Linked DNA regions of Homo sapiens: region 1 is linked to region 2. Evidence: read pairs that join two places in POLR2A ChIA-PET (ENCODE). Cell type or tissue: GM12878. All regions are shown on one strand. Links, peaks and the distances in the headings refer to the core of each region. The heading gives the core; the rest is flanking DNA. Region 1 has its middle 34 kb from the start of RGL1. Region 2 has its middle 100 kb from the start of COLGALT2.

Region 1 (5,373 bases), core at 214-5,213, 160 kb after region 2:
AATCCTGTCACTCACATGCTCATCTCAGGGCGAAACACAAACAGGCAAAGATGGTTATATGTCCATTCCTTTATTTGTTCATTAATTAATCCATTCATTCAACAAACATCTCAACATTGCAGTGGTATAAATTGAACAGGATAGGTGCAGTTCCTTGTGTTAGAAGCTCATAGTCTACTAGAAAAGAATATAAAACAAATAACTGCCATATAATGTGATAAGTGTACATAAAGGAAATGCAGAAAGAAAGGAAAAAATAAAGGAGAGAAAGAAGGAAAGAAGGGAGGGAGGAAGGAAAAAAATGATAAGGGCACATAATGTGGTCTGCAGAGAGATCAGGGAAAATTTCCAGAGTCTGAAGGATGAGTAAGAGCTAGGTGTTGTGAGAGAACAATATAATGTACAAAGGCATTGGGATTATAGATATCAGAGTGAAATTTTTTTTTTTTTTTTTTTTTTTTTTTTTTTTTTGAGACGGAGTCTTGCTCTGTCGCCCAGGCCGGACTGCGGACTGCAGTGGCACAATCTCGGCTCACTGCAAGCTCCGCTTCCCGGGTTCACGCCATTCTCCTGCCTCAGCCTCCCCAGTAGCTGGGACTACAGGCGCCCGCCACCGCGCCCGGCTAATTTTTTGTATTTTTAGTAGAGACGGGGTTTCACCTTGTTAGCCAGGATGGTCTCGATCTCCTGACCTCATGATCCACCCGCCTCGGCCTCCCAAAGTGCTGGGATTACAGGCGTGAGCCACCGCGCCCGGCCCAGAGTGAAATTTTTTTTAAAGAATGTTAACTGTTTCCTACACAGGAGCCTGCCAACCCCAAAATCTCCCCCTTTCTGAAATTTTCTTCATCAGCAAACTTTCCTGTAGACCAAGGTTTCCCATCAAGTAAAGCAGGTAACTTTCTCAGATGCCAGGACATGGGAGTAGAGTTTCCAGTGAAGGTTTTTCAATTTCTACTACTGTAGGAAGAACTACTAACTTTCCCAGACACCCTACATTTGTTAGCTAAGGAAAAATTTAAAAAATGTCATTTCTTTCTCATTTCTGCCCGCTTAAAGTGAAATAGGAAAGGTTCCCTTGTCCCCCTCCCAGGACGTGACGGAGGTGTGGCTCGCTTCTTCAGTGTCCTGCTGCTCAAACCTCTAGGGGAGCATACAGACTTGGGCACCCCACAGCAGAGTTTACAGTTCCTGAAGCCCCAGTGGGCGTGTGTTACAAGGTGCTCTCTTAGTTTGCCATCTATAGGCGGCTTGTGTTAACCAGCTCAATCAGACCCTCCACCTTGTCACAAGAACAGACGGCTTTCTGTATCCCAGGTTCCTGCCTTGGAAGAATCGTGGGCTTGGAGAATAAGTGCAAAGTTTTATTGAGTGGAAGCAGCTGTCCACCGATGGGGGAGCCAGAAGGGAGATGGTTTATCCCTGGAGTTGGGCCGCTGGGCAGCGGGCGCTCTCCTCCGACTGCCCTGGCCAAACTCCGCCTAAACCTGCTGGTCAATAGCCTGCTTGAGTGCCTGTGTCTGTCAAAATGCTCTTCCGCCGGCGTGTTCCCCTCCGTGTCCTCTCACCGTCCAGCCACTTGTGTCTTCCTCCGCCTATCTGCTCTGCTCCACGTCCAGCCACTTCTGTCTCTGCCTTGCTAGGGTCTCGGGTTTTTATAGGCCCAGGATGGGGGCATGGCAGGCCAGGGTGGTGTTGGGAAACGCAACATTTAGGAGTGAAGGCACAAGTGCCTGTCCTCACCTAGGTCCGTGGGGGTGGAGCCCTAGCCAGGGACCATGTCCTCCGCTATCCAACACTTCCCTTCCCGCTTCCATATCATTTAAAGGAACCACGCTCTTCCCTTCCCAGCACTCACGTATCAAAAGGAAGGATGAGTTTAAAGAACAGAAGATGCTTCTATTCCCTTTCATGGGAAACATTTCAGCGTTTAAGTTCTTACCCCATCCCCTACCTGTTTATTGCCTGATGTCAAGCTTCTCTTGACATACGGAGTTTTCAAAGGAATAAAAAGGAGACTCCCAAGTTTTCAAAGGAATAAAAAGGAGACAGTGAACATATTTTGGGAAACAATAGGCTAAAACAACTGCTTTGCAAACTTTTTCTTAGAGACCTAAGGCCCCAAGAATGAATAATTTCCAGGCCCTGAAAAAACTGGTCATTTTTTTTCTTGTTTTTTTTTTTTCTTTGTTTACTAAATTCCACTGGAGTTTCCTTAGCTCTCTACACTAAAATGTAAAGAAATGTTCATGTCTGGTATAGTGAAAGCAGGACTCATTCTAGGCCTCGGAGCCAAACAGAGAGGGCTAAATTGGCTGCAAATGTCCAGTAGATTTTTACAGGACCAAGCACTCTAGAAATAAGTCCTATCTCATTTTATCCTCTTGGAGAAGTTTTGCCTTTTCCCATTCAAATAACCATCAGCTGAGCAGCCAGGATAAGGTAAGGTTTATAACCCAGCCTTCCACTTGGGTTCAGGAACACTTCCTCTGAGAAGCACAATGCTTACTGCAGTATGGTACCACCTCATCCACAGGGGAGGGAGGGAGTAGAGATGAGTGGTTCTAACACTGAAACCAGCCCAATTGTCTCATAGAACTGATCTTTATGGTTTCTTTTGACTAAGCATAGAATTGAAGCTTCCAGGCTTAAAATTTGAAAAAGTTTGTCTGATCTGGGTTCCTTTCTCAGGAAACCAACCATAAGACCTCCCAGAAAGTATCAAGGAACTGAAACTTACCAGATCAACACATCTGGACAATGAGATGCCACACCCCTCACCCGTCATGATCGCCTGACTTCCTATTTCCTGTTGCCCAACTACTCCTTTTCCCTCCCTAATTCCTGTTTTCCCACATATGGTTACATTTCTTCCTTGCCACATAAACCCCTAATTTTAGTTGAGGAGACGGATTTGAGACTGGTCTCCTCTCCCCTCAAGCGAAGCACCCAATTAAAGCCTTCTTCCCTGGCAATATTTCAGTAATTGGCTTTCTGTGTGGTGAGCAGCATGACCTAGACTGAACCCCTGGTGTTTTGGTAACAGATTTTGGTTCCCTTATTGGGAATGCATGGGCCAGGAGTTTCAGAAGCCCTCCTAGGCAGCTGCCTAACCCCTTTTTTGGCCAGAGATGGGTTTCAGTCTCTCTCTCTCTGTCTCTCTGGTACTATCACTGCTGGCTCCAACTTCATTCCTGATCACCTAGGAAGAACAGCCTTTGAAATTTGTCATCTGCATCTGGACAGATGATGTCTTTCGTGGGTAACAGACAGCAGGATCTGCTCCTCTCAATTAGGGGAATTCTGAAGGAGTTTCCTTTTGCAGGTTAAACAAGCCCAACCAATTGAGAGAGAAAAGCACCTGGACTGTTTCAGTCTGGACATGCTTGGGGCTTGTTGCTGCAGCAGTTGGATGGTGTTTTGATGATTGTCTACATATGTGTGTTAATAAAGTCATGGGAAATCAGAATTTTATAAACTGATCTTTTGTAATACTATTTTGCCCCAATATTCTTTGCAATCTAGAGAAGTGTGGCCTTTCCATGGGCCTCATTTTGATGTTTAAAGAAAAAGTGGGATGGAATTTCATGTATCCAGACTTTTATGCTGCTGTTCTAAGCTGGGTCGGGCCTGGTTAATACATGATGTTTTATGGTGCTGTTTGACCTCAGTGTTCTTTGGAGTATGAGGAGGTTTGGCCTTTAAAAATCAAACTGCCATGGAAACGACCTTACCCAAAATTTTGGGTCTCAGCCTTCATTAGATTACCTATCAGGGTAAACAAAGTGTAGCCACGTGAACGTGTTTGTAAACTGGTGAGTTTGTATTACTATCTCATGGCTACAGAGTTCCAAAGTAAAAGCTATTGGAGCTTTATGTTTGTGTATCATGTTTACATGTTTATGTATTGTGTAACATTTATTATGTTATATGTTGTGTCTACCAAATTGGCTTATAAATAAAAGAAAGCTCATAATTAAATCTATCCAAGCATGTTTCAAGTTCATGTGACTTATGTAAATCTTTAATAAGCAATCTAGCTTTAAAATTATTGGTAAGATAAAAGTAGATGTGACTTTGGAATTGTCAGCATACATTTTTGTCTGGGTTTTGTATTTGTCTCTGTAGATATTTTGAGGTGTCAGGGTTTGGCACAGAAGATTATAAAGCTATAAACTCAGCCAAAACAAAATGATCTTTGTGCAATTTTTGCCAAATAAGACTAATTTAATGTTGTTGGTTTAATGAATATAGCTGAGTCTTCTGAGTATTGGTGAAAATACCCATGTAGTTAACTTTAAGGACCTTACTGCTATTCACAGGTTACAAAATTGTTAACAAGGAAATGACAACTAGCTTTGTCTAATATCTCAGTTCTCATAAGTAATCTAGGTAAAACTGTTAAAAATGAAAAAACTGAATGAAATAGAAATGGCATGATGTAATTTAAAATCTTAAAATCATTTTTGATGTTCATTAGATGTCTAGGTAATTCCCAATTAAGAAAAGGTTATGATACAGGGAAACATATTTCCAAAAATTGTGGAATGGTCCTTATCTATAAAATGCTAATATCTTATATGACAGTTCAGGATTCTTGCTTCCTAGGTTTTCACTAAAACTTAAGGATACTAAGAATAAGAATTGTAGTTAATATGTAATATGTAATTCCGTATATAAAATTGCTGAGAAAAAGAATAATTTTGTTTAATTCAGAAGTTACTGGCTGGCTCATGCCTATAATCCCAGCACTTTGGGAGGCCAAGGCAGGAGGATAAGTTGAACCCATGGGTTTGAGACCAGCCTGGGCACCATAGTAAGACCTCATCTCTACAATTTTTTTTTTCCTAATTAGCCAGGTGTGGTGGCACATGCCTGTAGTCCCAGCTACTCGGGAGGCTAAGTTGGGAGGATTGCTTGAGTCCAGGAGGTCAAGGCTGCAGTGAGCTGTGATCACACCACTGCACTTCAGACTGCACAACAGAGCAAAGGCCCTGTCTCCAAAAAAAAAAAAAAAAAAAAAAAGTTATCTAAAGGTTAGTTCAAATTATGGGCTTGAAAAGGTTATTTATGAAATAAGGTAGAATAGAACTGGTAAGTAGGGGAGAGAGATGTGAAGAAAGTTATGGATATGAAGATGTATTTTCGGTTTTTTAAAAAAGGTTATAAAGTAAAAAAGAATTTTGTATGAGAAAGAATCTTGGAACGGTAAATTTTTGTCCTAAAATAAAATAACTGGCTATTTAAAAATAAAGAGAATTTAAGACAAAACAGAAAGTCCATGCATGGTCCTTCTGTTGTTCTGTGTAAGTCATATGTAGTTTTTTTTTTTTCTGTTTCTCTGTGTGTCTACCTTCATGCACATACAGAGAA
Region 2 (5,333 bases), core at 334-5,333:
CAGTGAGGGTTGTTTTAAACTGATGGGTACTGTTATGTAAGCTGAAAAGGATTCCAAGGTACAGAAAGATGGAAGAGAGCCCCCACTGGGAGGGAGTGGAGGTGTCCATCTTGCATTTTGTGCTACAGGTCAGCCTATCCGTTCATCAAAAGATACTGAGATACTGTGATACCAGTCCAAGGCCAAAGAGCTTTTTCCTGGGGAAAAATAACAGCAGCAACAAAAAGAAAATCCTTGTTGATCTCAGTGACTGCTTGAATTTTTAGATCAAGCTTACCCCTAATCTCAAAAACCAGGCTGTGAACACTGCCTTGCTGCAGGCTTTGTGCTGGGCACTGAGATGCTCAGAGAAGTAGGTAAGGTCCCTACTGCTGTGTGGGGCCCGCAGTCCAATGGAGGAGCAACATAAAGCAGGTGGCTGCCAAACAGGATGGTTTTATTTCAGAGATGAACAAAATGGGCAGAGGAGGACTGTCAGGGCAGCTCTGCTGAGAAGGTGACATTTGGGTTGGGTTTTGGAGGATGAATTGGAGTTCAGAAGAGGGAGGAGGGCTGGGCACAGTGGGTGGAGATGCTGTCCAGGCATTGCCTGACAGGACTATGAAAGGGCCAAAGTGGGATTCATGGGAACTCAGTAGGGCAGAAGAGTTAGGCATGTGTTGGGGTTGATAACAAACAAGACTGAGACACAATCATGCTGGCAAGGCAAGTTGGCTGCCTCCCTCTCAGGGCTGTCTCCTTCTCAGGGCTGTCTCATCATAAGCACAGAGCCCAGCATTTCTGGGAGAATTCTAAGTTTGGTTACCATCTTGACAGATAATACAGAGGCTTCCAGTAAAATGTTGATGTCCAAAACAAGAAATATTCCCACTCAGCTACAAATTTGGGAATCTTATGGTTTTTCCCTTATGATTGGAGCAAATCCCTCCCGCTAGTAACTATAAAATAAAGATGTGTCTTCCCAGGAGGCTTTCTATAACGTGCTTTTGAGACATTCTTGCCAACTAAACAGAGGAAAGAAATGATCCAGAAGTGATCTCCCTGACAGAAGTTAATTCACTAAGGAGTTAAATAATGACAAAGTAAAGTTAAAATGAGGCTGGCTATATGAGAAGAAAATAGCATGTAAGGGGTGACACGTTCTGAAAACTAAGAGTAGACAGCTTTGGAAATGTCACGCCCACATGATGTTTTGTGGTGATGTTTATTATTTCAGGGGAACCGGCTGTCCTTCAATTAAATGCAGCTGAGGGAGGAAGGCCAGCAGGAGAGGAGGGGCATATGAGGGGCTTCCCTGTGAGCCCGCGGCCCTAAGTCAGTGTAGGGCAGCTGAGACAAGAACCAAAGTGTGGACAATGTCCTTTTGTACCTGCTTGGAGAAGAGAGAAGTAATGATGGTAGATTTTAGTACATTATATTACAAAAGATTACGTGAAAAATGGTGCTCCCTCTTATCCCAGGGACAGAGCAAGAGGAGTTTAGGTGAGCTTTCAGGAAGAATTCATTGACAGAATTGTCAGACACTGAATGGGGTTCCAAGGTAAGTGGTGGAATGGCTCCATTAAACTTTGTTGCTGGGCAGAAGAGTGGCTTCCTTTCTGCTCTGTGAATTACTGAAATGCCCTAGTATTTTGCTTCCACCCATGGATGTGCTAATATGTGAGCTGATCTTTGTTCAGTAGCCTCTGTGACACCAGCTGTGTTGCTTCCAATCCAAAGCCATCCATCCTCCCATCTGCCCTCAAAAAGAGTGGAAAGAATGAAGAATCGTCTCTGAGGATTGCCTTCTCTTTATTTTTAATTTATGGAGTTTGTTTTTATGCCCGTCCCTGTAATTCTCCAGCCTGGCTTCTCTGGAACAGGTGCTTTAGTAAACTTACCATGTCTGAGCAATCCTAGGGCCCACAGAGCACTAGCTCTGCCCCCATGGACCTGGCAAGGCTTTGATGGGGGTTTCCTATTCCACGGGTGGCTGGGTGGATGTCTGGGCTCTTACTAGTGGGGGAATTTGATTTTCAAAGTGGAGTGGGCAGCTCTCTCTCTCTCTCTGTTCTTAGATGCTTGGAAATTAATCAGCGACAGTTTCTTCTCCCAAAAGGAAATGAGAAGTTTGGAACAGACCCCCAGACAGGAGTTCAGTTGTCCAGGCATTTTGATGGTGTGGCCTGAAGGGCTTTAACTGCTTTTAAAAATTGCTAGCATAAATTGTGAAGACTTGAAGGGGATGATATTGTTGCTCAGGCCTAGCTCAGGGGAGGAAACCATGAGCAGAGTTGAGTGCAAGGGACAGAGTGGTGCAAGCCTGTTGAGAATCCGAGGGGAGAGGAAAGAGGCAGCTTCTAGCGCACCACACACGGAGCAAAGTCCTGGTGCTCAGAGCACAGTCTGGGAGAGAAGTGCAAGGAGTGGGGAGAAGAGACTAATGCAAGCCCATCGCTGGAGACAGTGATGCCAGTGCACAGGCCAAGAAAGAGGAGAGGGAACCAATGGGGAAAATAGTGTGGTAGGAGGGAGGCTTCAAATGGAAGTGGTGACAGCCTTGTCCTTAGAGTTTTATCCTTTTAAGTCTGCAACTATGGGAGAGATTGAGTTGGTGTTGAGTTGAACCGCTTGCACAGGAACAAGTGAAATGTCCAGTGCCCCCAATGCTTGGGGAAGAGCAATAACTCACAATCAAGCATCTCCATTGTCCCTGGACAGGGCCTCTGGAACCAGAGTCGAGAACCCCTTCCTGTAGGAAAGACACAGGGACTGTGGACAGACACAGAAGGGGGTACCCAGGAGCAGGGAGCAGAGTTTCTGGTGAGAAAAATCCACCCAAGGAGGTGGGGACTCATGGGAATCGCTGCCAGCTCTGTGTGGTGGCCGATCTCTCAGGCCCTGAGAGGGACACTCCGGCCCAGGGCTGCTTGACATCAGCCAGCCTCTCCTGTCACAGCCCGTCCAGCGAGAGTGCCCACTGCAAAGCCTGCAGGCTGGCCAGGGAGGCTGCGCCGGGCCCACATCCCCGTCTCTGTGAGCCTTTTTGGACCCCAGCCGTGGAACAAGCTGCAGGAGCCCTGGACGCCCTCCAGCTCCGTGAGTCAGTCTCTCCCCAGAGCAGCAAGCAGGCTTAGCTTTTCGCAGGGTGCCGTTCCACACGTGGAAGCCCCACCTCTAAGAGTTTCACGTCTGGACCATTTGGCTCCTCCCGGGAGGAGGTTGGAGGGCTTCTTTGAAGACATGACTTCCCTTAGGCCAGAAGCTTCCCAGGAATAACAGCAACTAACTCTTGTATCATGCACCAAAGTGAACCGCACTTTCCCTACGTGTGCTGTGTAGTTTAATACAGCATGAACCTCAAGAAGTAGGAACTATTCATTAATCTCTATCTTTCAGATAAGGCAAAGAGCTAAGGGAAGCAACTTGCCTAAGGTAGTAAGTGGCCTGGGAGTCAGACCGAGGCAGTCAGATCTCACCAAACTGCATCCACTTCCAAGCTGCTGGGGGATAATGTGTCTCATTTCTTGTTTTCTCAGTAAAATTTAATGTTTTAATCTCTCACTCTTGCACTCTGTCTCACCACACACACACACAGCCTGATACATAAAGCTGGCACTTCTAACCCATGTCTGTCTCCCCTGTGAAACCTCATATACTGATTATTCAGCTGGTCATACTGCAAACTCTCAGATAACATATTTCTGCAGACTTGGATGTTAGATACTGAATAAATGAGGATCAGAAATCGATGTCAAAGGGCAAGCTAACAGTCTCATTTAGAATGCTTCTCCCATTTCAAAACTGGTGCCTTGATTTTTTTTTTTTTTTTTTATGGCAGGAACAATTCAGAAACAGCTTAAATCATTCAGTCTTCTTCTTCTTTTTTTTTTTTTTTAACTTGCTGCATTGGTAACCCTTTTCATTCTTGTGTAAGAAATTGGAACTGTAGCACATAATGATGCTTTGGTATGAAATAATGGTAGGAATAAAAATGATTTCTTCTGAGAAGCCTGTGTTAAAGCACTTGGATACTGATAACTGGCTTACAGGGAGGCTGATCCAGGTGGTCTTAAAACTGGCTCTCCTGAACGCCACTCAAGCCCCAGTCCCATCTGCTCCTCCTTTGTTAACTCCTGTCAGTTGATGCCTCTCCTAGGAGTTTCTCCCGCTGCAGGCACCCCCGGGGAACACCCGAGACTACAGATCAGAAATGGATTCCAATCCAGCTGGGGTGCTAACTCACAATAATCATCTTTTTGGCCATTTCCTCATCTGTGGGATGGAAATGATGCTCAGGATAGTAGGTGGCAGTGCTCTGACCCTCAGTAGAATGTTCCTCAGACACTTCAAAGAACCAACCAGGTGCCCAGCTGACCGAGATAGTTTGTGGGAATTCATGTGACTGGAAGGCTGGGGATGGAGCCCACAGATCCCAGGGATTCTCTCCAGTTCCGTGAGGCTGTGGAAGTGTCTGTCAGGAGAGCCTCCTCCATTCAGTGCCTGGCCCAGTGTGATATGCTCAGAGTGGGGTTTGATGATCCAGAGCTCTGTCCCTAAAACTTGGGCAACTTAACTGTTCTGTGTCTCAGCCTCATATCTATAATACGAGGCCACTGACTACATGATTTGTAAGGTGCCTTCAAACTCTTAAGAAAACATTACATACATTGGATTCCTTGAAATTTTAAGTAAGAAACTTGCTTCCACAAAGGTTTCTGGGTAGAGATGTTGAGAAACCACACCCAATAATGGTTGCCAAATTGTGAGTCTAAAATAATTAAATTTGCCTGGCTCCTATTTGATCTGTTGGGTTTTGTGTAAATACTTTACATTTCCTAGGTTTCTTTTTTTAACCTGACTTACAACTACATCTGTAAAGTAGCTCCTAGTGTCATCAAAGTAGGAACCACATCAGAAGAAAATAAATTGTTGGTGAGTGACTGTATGTTAAAAATTAAAAATAAATTAGATTGGCTGGGCGTGGTGGCTCATGCCTGTAATCCCAGCACTTTGGGAGGCCAAGGCAGGCAGATCGCTTTGAGCTCAGGAGTTTGAGACCAGCCTGGGAATCATGGCAAGACCCTATCTGTATAAAAAATACAAAAAAAAAAAAAAAAAAAAAGAAAAAGAAAAAATTAGCAGGGCATTGGTGGCTTGCGGATGTAGTCCCAGCTACTCATGAGGCTGAGGTTGGAGAATCGCTTGAGCCCAGGAAGCGGAGTCTGCAGTGAGCTGAGGTTGCGCCACTCCAGCCTGGGTGACAGAGTGAGACCCTGTCCAAAAAATAAAATTAAATTAAAAAATAAGATCAAGGCTAGTTCTAGACAAAATTAAATTGTTCTTTCTAGTAT

What was found. Peaks named below come from ENCODE experiments on the same cell type or tissue, not always from the same donor. Only the 100,000 strongest peaks of a DNase experiment are listed, where the experiment ranks them.
Region 1: POLR2A ChIA-PET joins it to region 2 with 5 read pairs; 3 of 35 experiments call an interaction of 5 or more read pairs at or near these places.

What each region holds. Positions count from the first base shown.
Region 1 is chr1:183,768,114-183,773,486 of GRCh38, reverse strand. It overlaps a transcript of RGL1 not described here. Among named protein-coding and RNA genes, the nearest start is that of RGL1, 34 kb to the left of the region's middle. In GM12878, for the core only: no CTCF peak of the experiment used is centred there; a DNase peak (open chromatin) is centred at 2,786; H3K27ac peaks cover 405 bases.
Region 2 is chr1:183,930,341-183,935,673 of GRCh38, reverse strand. It overlaps a transcript of COLGALT2 not described here. Among named protein-coding and RNA genes, the nearest start is that of COLGALT2, 100 kb to the left of the region's middle. In GM12878, for the core only: no CTCF peak of the experiment used is centred there; no DNase peak of the experiment used is centred there.